2 separate regions of the Homo sapiens genome follow, and region 2 is linked to region 1. Evidence: chromatin loops called from intact Hi-C (ENCODE). Cell type or tissue: transverse colon. All regions are shown on one strand. Region 1 overlaps PHF21A (PHD finger protein 21A). Region 2 overlaps LINC02710 (long intergenic non-protein coding RNA 2710).

Region 1 (4,000 bases):
CTTATTTTCATGTCTCTTTGAATAGGAAGGAGAGAAGTATGATGGAGGAGGGAGAAAAGAAGGTCAACTATAAGGGTGTGCTGTTCCATTCCAAGGCTGTGTGAAGTCTCTTGGAGTCTCTTACTTCCATTTCTAAGGCTGAGTAAAGCAATTAGCAGCAGTGCTTTTAAGGAAGGGCAAATCAATTCCTTTCCACTAAAAAATTACCCATGGTTCAAATTTCTCTCTCTCATGCAAGAAAAAGTACAATTATCTCAGTGTTATATAAATAATACCAAAAGGATCCAAAAACAAAAATACAAATAAAACAATCAAAACATTGGTGGTGGTGGAGGGTGTCTTTCCTTCGTGGATCTCTTGCTCTGGGGGAAGCCAGCTGCCACGTTGTGAGCAGCACTATGGAGAGGCCCAGGTGTGAGGAACGGAACCTCCAGCCAACAGCCAGTGAAGAAGTGAGGTCTGCCAACAACCATGTGATGAGCTCAGATGTGGATTATTAAGCTGTAGCACAGCCTTAAAATTACTGCAGCTCTAGCCAACTAGTTTGACTGTAAACTTGTGAAGGACTATCAGCCAGAACTAAGTTGCAGACCAGAAGGAAATGGGTTAATATATTTAAAGTGCTGAGCAAAAAAACCCCTATCAACCAAGAATTCTATATCCTGCAAAACTATTCTTCAAAAATGGAGAAATTAAGACATTCCCAGATAAACAAAACCAGAGGACATTCACTGCTAGTATACCAGTTCTAAAAGATATGTTAAAGGGAGTCCCTTCAGGCTGAAATGAAAGGACACTAGACAGTAACTCAATGCCATATAAAGAAACAAGAACTCCAATAAAGCTAACTAGATGAATAAATATAAAAGCCAGTGTTATTATTTATTTTTAACTTCTCTTTTTGTTTCCTATATGACTTAAATGCACAAAGTAATTATATATCTATATTAGTGGGCACACAATGTATAAGATATAATTTGTGACAGTAACAACATAAAGGAGGGGCAGAGCTGTATAGGAGCAGAGCTTCTTTTTCCTTCATTGTCACTGGCAAAGCTTTTATTATTTATTTATTTATTTTTATTTTAGATTTGAGGGTACAGTGCAGGTTTGTTACATGGATATATTGCATGACGCTGAGATTGGGGCTTCAACTGAAACCATACAAGCAGGGTTTTAAAAATCTAAGCTGGGGTTAATTCAAACTAGATTGTTAAAAACGTATGAATGTTTACTGTAATCCCCAAGGTAACCACTAAGAAAATAATTATATACAGAAACAGAAATGAGGAAAGCATGAAAATGACACACTAAGAAAAAAATCAAACAAAAAAGGCAGTATTACAGGAAATGAAGAACAAAAAACGTAAGATATACAGAAAACAAATAGCAAAATGGCGTAAGTCCCTCCTTACCAGTAATCACTTAAATGTAACTGGATTAAACTCACCAATTAAAAGACCGACTGGCAGAATGAACAAAACACATGATCTAATGATATGCTGTAAGAGAGACTCATTTTAGAGAAAAAGACACAAAAAGGTTGAAAGTGAAAGGATGTTTATAATGAATGGCTATAGTACTATTAGACAAAAGTGACTTAAAGTCAACAACTGTTACGAGAGACAAAGAACCTCATTATATAATATACTGACAAAAGGGTCGATTCAAAAAGATGATATAACAGTTATAATCATATATGTACCAGACAACAGAGCCCCAAAATATATGAAGAAACTATTGAAAGGATTGAGGACAGAAATAAACAGTTCTACAATAATAAATGGAGACTTCAATATCCCTCTTTAAGTAATGGATAAAACTTGTGCAGAGATTAAAAAGGACATAGGGAACTTGAACAACACTATACACCAATTAGACCTGTCAGGCATAGAAAGAATACTCCACTCCACAAGAGCAGCATGCATATTTTTATCAAGTGTACATGAAACATTCTCCAGGACAGATTATATGTTAGGCCACAAAACAAATATTAATAAATTTAGAAAGACTAGAATCACATAAAATCTCTTCACCAGCCACAATGGAAAAAAACTAGAAATTAATGACAGCAGAAAAACTAGAAAACTCACAAGTGTATGGAAATTAAACAACACATTCTTAAACAAGCAATGGGTAAAAGAAGAAATCACTAGGGAAATTAGAAAATACTTTGAGAGAAATGAAAACAAGGCCACAACATACCAAAACTTATGCGATGCTGTGAAAGCAGTACTCAGAGGGAAACTTATAGCTGCTAACAGTCTATATTAAAAAAGAAGAAAGAGCTCAAATCAATAACCTAACTTTACACCTTAAGAAACAGAAAAAGAACTAAATTCAAAGCAAAAAAAAAAAAAAAAAAGAAAAAAGAAAATAAAGTCTAGGATGAAGATAAATGAAATAGAGAAGAACAACAGACTCAACAAAACCAAAAGGTGAATCTTCGAAAAGAATAACAAAATCGACAAACCTCTGGCTTAGACTAAGAAAATAAGAAGATACAAATAACTAAAACCAAAAATGAAACTGAGGACATTACATCTCACAGAATTCAAAAGGATTATAGGAGAATATATTGAAAAACTGTACGCCAACAAACTAGACAACATAGATGCAATGGAAAACTCCTAAAAACACACACATTACCAAAATTGACTCAAGATAAAGAAAATCTCAACAGACCTGTAACAACTAGTGACTGAAACAGTAATCAAAATTCTCCCCGAAAAGAAAAAGTACAGGATCAGATGGTTTTATTAGTGAATTCTACCAAACATTTAAAGAATTAGCACCAATCTGTCTCAAATTCCAGAAAATACACTCTTAAATCATTCTATGAGGCCAGCACTACTCTGATACCAAAGCCAAAGACACCAAAGAATAGAAAATGGGCTGGGCGTGGTGGCTCACTTTGAGAGGCCAAGGCAGGCAGATAGCTTGAGCTCAGGGGTTCAAGACCAGCCTGAGCAACATGACAAAACCTGGTCTCAAAAAAAAAAAAAAAAAAAAAAAATATATATATATATATATATATATATATATACACACACACACACACACACATATATATTAGCCAGGCATGGTGGTGCGCAACTGTAGTCCCAGCTACTTGGGAAGCTGAGGCGGGAGGATCACTTGAGCCGAAATCATGCCACTGTACTCCAGCCTGGGTGACAGAGCAAGATTCTGCCCTGTCTCCAAAAAATAACGAAAAAAATTAAATTATAGACCAGGCTTGGTGTTCATGCCTATAATCCCAACACTTTGGGAAGCCAAGGTCGGGGGATCACTTGAGTCCACGAGTTCGAGACCAGCCTGGGCAAGAAAGTGAGACCCCATCTCTACATAAAATTTAACAAAATTAGCCAGGGATGGTGGTGCATGCCTATAGTCCTAGTTACTTGGGAGGCTGAAATGGGAGGATCACTTGAGCCTGGGAGGTTGAGGCTGCAGTGAGCTGCAATTGTACCACTACACTCCAGTCTGGGTAACACAGCAAGACCCTGCCTCCAAAAAAACAAAAACCAAAAGAACAGAAAATTACAGACCAATATCCCTTATGAATATAAATGAAAAACCCTCAACAACAACAAAAATTCCTCAACAAAATACCAGCAAACTGAATCCAAGAGCATATTAAAAGGATGGTACACTATGACAAAGCCAGATTTATCCCAAGAGTGGAAGGGTGGTTCAATGTAAGAAAATCAATATAATATACCACATTAACAGAACCAAGGGGGAAAAAAAACATGGTATCTCAACTGGTGTAGAAAAAGCATTTGTCAAAATCTAGCACCCCACTACACACACAAAAAAGGTTAACTATGTGAGGAGATAGATATATTAATTAGCTTGATTATAGTAATCATTTCACTATGTATATGTATATCAAACCATCATGTTGTATACCTTATACATATACAGTTTTTATTTTAAAAATTCCAGTTATCTATTCATAAAAACACTCAGAAAGCTTGGAATAAAAGGGAATTTC
Region 2 (4,000 bases), 260 kb after region 1:
ATCTCTGCATAAACCACCCCTTAATTTGTATATAATTAAAAGTGGGTATAAACATGAGTGCAGTACTGCCTCTGAGCTGCTACTCTGGGCACACCGCTCTGCCAGCAGCGGTACCTCTGCTGCTGCTGTGCACGGCCACTTCAATAAAAGTTGCTGTCTAGGCCAGGCATGGTGGCTCATGCCTGTAATCCCAGCACCTTGGGAGGCCAAGGCAGGCGGATCACCTGAGGTCAGGAGTTCAAGACCAGCCTGGCCAACATGGCAAAACCCCATCTCTACTAAAAATACAAAAATTAGCCAGCCATGGCGGCGAGTGCCTGTAATCCCAGCTACTCAGGAGGCTGAGGCAGGAGAATCACTTAAACCCAGGAGGCAGAGGTTGCAGTGAGCCGAGATCGCACCATTGCACTCCAGCCTGAGTGACCAGAAACTTTGTCTCAAAAGAAAAAAAAAAAAAAAGTTGCTGTCTAACACCTCTGGCTTGCCCTTGAATTCTTTCCTGTGTGAAACTGAGAACCCTCCCAGGCTAAGGCCCAATTTGGGGGCTTGCCTGTCCTGCATTAGTCTCACTCCCACCCAGGCGGGAGTGCAGAGGCACTAACATGGCTCACTGCAGCCTTGAACTGCTAGGCTCAAGCGATCCTCCTGCCTCAGCCTCCCCAGTAGCTGGGACCACCAGCATGCACCACCATGCATGTTGTCTTTTTCATTGGGGAACTCCTTCCTGTGGAATTGCTTCCTTTCCCCAGAGAGGAATCTCCCAATCTTCCACTTGGGGGTGGTGAGGGGGTGTGCAACTCTGGAGAGAGTGGGAACATCATCACTCATTCATCTGGACTTGCACTTACCTCTCTTCACTCTGCCTTCAGTGATGTCCCGAAGTTCCTGGGCCTTTCTGGGATTCCACAGGGCAAGCTTGTTGGCTTTCGGTGAGCAGTTCCTTCTGCGGACCCTGCAGTTTCTGTCCCTACCATCCCATCTCCGGTCCATCGATGACCCCTTGCCCATTCTCTCTGTCCTCATGATTTCAGTGGGATTTAAAGACAGTGCGCAGGTTAAAATGTATCCAACCCACTATGTTTAACCAGCACATGAAATACTCTAAAACAAATTCTAGCAAACAGATGAGGCTAAGAAATTTTTTTTTTCAAGAAAAAGAAAACCCTTGCAATCTATCCCTCCTGTCATGAAACCCCTGTACTTGACAATCGTGGAATTTTATGGGTGAAGTGAACTCAGACATCATCAACGCCCACTAGCTCATTTTACAGATAGAGAAACTGAAACCCAGACTGCAGAAGTAACTTGCCCAGAGTCACAGAGCCAGTGAGTGGCAGACTAACGAGTCTGCAGTTCCCACTTGGAATCCTGTACCTCTCCACTCAGGCTTCCCAGAAGAGCCCCTCTGGCAGTAGAAAGATTTTCCTCTTGATGGGGCTTTCGAAGCAAATGCTTTTTTGCCCTCTGGGCCAGTCTGACCCGGATCAGTCCTATCTGGAGAAGAACGATGAGAATGAACTAGACACTGTTTCTCGGCAAGACCAGGAGTGTTCACGGCATATTAAACAAAGATCGTTTCTTAAAGGACAGAGTCAAGATAACAAATGTAACTTAAAATAAACCTGCAGTCAGATTACCAATTAACACCTAAGTGTATTTAAGCAGAAATAAATTTAATTGTCTAATTAATTTTTCACCAATTAAGTCCATTTTCACATGTTGCGTTTTACACTGCCTTGGCAATGAAAGTAATTGGATCCCTTTATAACCATTTTCCACTTCCTGGTTTGCTAAGTAGTTCAATGCTGTTGTCTATAGAAGATATAAATTGCCCCAAACTGGCCACATTGCAACTTTATGAAGTTCATAAAATACTTCTATTTGGAGGATGGGAGATGAGGAGAAGCTGCAAAGATGAAAATGACAATTTGTGGAATGGCAGAGTAGAAAGGGTGCCTGCGGTAGGCAGCCTCTAAGATGGTCCCCAATGATCCCTGCCTCCTGACGTTCACACCCTGGTGAAGTTCCCTCCCCTTAAGTGGGGCCTGGACCTAATGACTTCCTTCTAAGATGTAAAATACACGCTGGGGCTGGACGTGGTGGCACACACCTGTATCCAAGCACTTTGGGAGACTGAGGCGGGAGGATTGCTTGAACCCAGGAGTTCTACACCAGCCTGGGCAACATGGCGAGACCCCATCTCTACAAAAAAAATAAAATACAGGATAGGGCACAGTAGCTCACACCTGTAATCCCAGCACTTTGGGAGGCCACGTCTGGCAGATCGCTTGAGAGCTCAGGAGGTTGAGACCAGCCTGAACAACATAGTGAAACCCCATCTCTACAAAAAATACAAAAAATTGGCCAGGCGAGGTGGTGCACACCTGTAGTTCCAGCTACTTGGGAGGCTGGGGTGGGAGGATCACCTGAGCCTGGGGAGGTCGAGGCTGCAATGAGCCATGATCGTGCCACTGCACTCCAGCGGGTGACAGAGCAAGACTGTGTCTCCAAAAATAATAAAATAAAATAAAATAACAAAAATTTTTTAAAAAATGTAATGAGTAAAATACAGCAAAATTGATGGGATATTACTTCCAAGATGGGTCATAAAAAGATTTCTAGCCTAACTGCTCTTGCTCACTCTCTCATTTTCTCCCTCTATCTCCCCACCCCCTCTCTCTTTCGCTCTCTCTGATCATTCAGTCTGGGTAAAACTATGTCTTGAGCAGCCCTAGAGAGAAGCCCAAGTGCAAAGGAACTGAAGTTTCCTGCCCAAAGCCATGTGAGTGTGCCTGGAAAAGGAACCTCCTGCCCTAGTCAAGCCTCCAGAGACTGCAGTCCCAGCTAGGCCACCCCAAACTGCTGATCTTCATCAACTCTGTGATGTAATGATAAATACTTACTGCTTTAAGCTTCTACGTTTGGGGATGATTTAGTATACAGCAATTGTGGGGAGACCTAGGTATGAGTCCTGACTTTTCCACTTCCTTGCAAAATCACTTTGTATGAGTCCCTTAACCTCTCGTTATTTATTTATTTATGACAGAGTCTCGCTCTGTCACCCAGGCTGGAGTGCAATGGTGCGATCTCTGCTCACCGCAACCTCCGGCTCCCAGGTTCAAGTGATTCTCCTGCCTCAGCCTCCCAAGTAGTTGGGATTACAGGCACTCGCCATCATACCCAGATAATTTTTGTATTTTTAGTAGAGACTGGGTTTCACTTTGTTGGTCAGGCTGGTCTCGATCTCCTGACCTCAGGTAATCCACCCGTCTCAGTCTCCCAAAGTGCTGGGATTACAGGTGTGAGCCACTGTACCCAGCCCCTTAATCTCTCTTAATTACTCCTGTTTCTTCATCTGTACAATGGGGATAATAACCATACCTAACCCCACAGAGTTCCATGGGCTTCAAGAAGGAAACTAGCTTTAAATGATCGTTAGGCATTAGATATTTTTATCTACACTATCTCATTTTTTTCATATTTCAAAGGAAAAAAGAATGCATGGAAAGTGTCTAGTAAATTGGAGCACCATGCTAGTATTCTTAGAGCCAATTCATTCTATGATTTATTAAAACATTGTTTAACCAAATATCAATCTTGGATCAACTTTAAATAAACCATATGTCTTTAAGAACCGATGGGTTTTAATTAGTTTCTTAATTAGCATGTGAGAAGTTTGCAAACCTATTGGGTTTGCTATCAAAATCAGAAGAATAACCTTTATATGATTCTCACATGAGGAGCCAGGGCCGAGGCGCCCAGGACCCTCAAGTTAATATGACCCAAGCTCAACTCTCTCTGATAAGCCCCTAATCAGGAAGGCTGAGCCTTATTAACAACACCACTCTCCTCCTGCTCCACCAACCTGGGAACCTCCAAGTCATCCCCCCAGAATCCTCTCCTTCCACTCTTCACCCCCACTCTTGTCATCAAATCCTGTGATTCTAATTCAGGGACATTTTTTCCCCACCACCACCCTGCCACTGTTTTAGTTCAGACT

Evidence for each region. Peaks named below come from ENCODE experiments on the same cell type or tissue, not always from the same donor. Only the 100,000 strongest peaks of a DNase experiment are listed, where the experiment ranks them.
Region 2: it touches region 1 in a loop (8-fold over the local background); 1 of 110 quality-filtered maps calls a loop at or near these places.

The regions. Positions count from the first base shown.
Region 1 is chr11:45,955,405-45,959,404 of GRCh38, forward strand. All of the region lies in intron 10 of PHF21A (PHD finger protein 21A), which reads right to left. Among named protein-coding and RNA genes, the nearest start is that of LARGE2, 35 kb to the left of the region's middle. In transverse colon, no CTCF peak of the experiment used is centred here; no DNase peak of the experiment used is centred here.
Region 2 is chr11:46,214,879-46,218,878 of GRCh38, forward strand. LINC02710 (long intergenic non-protein coding RNA 2710) reads right to left here. Exons shown (of 3, transcript NR_183776.1): 2 at 849-1,013. Among named protein-coding and RNA genes, the nearest start is that of LINC02710, 2.8 kb to the right of the region's middle. In transverse colon, no CTCF peak of the experiment used is centred here; a DNase peak (open chromatin) is centred at 2,035; H3K4me3 peaks cover 640 bases; H3K27ac peaks cover 362 bases.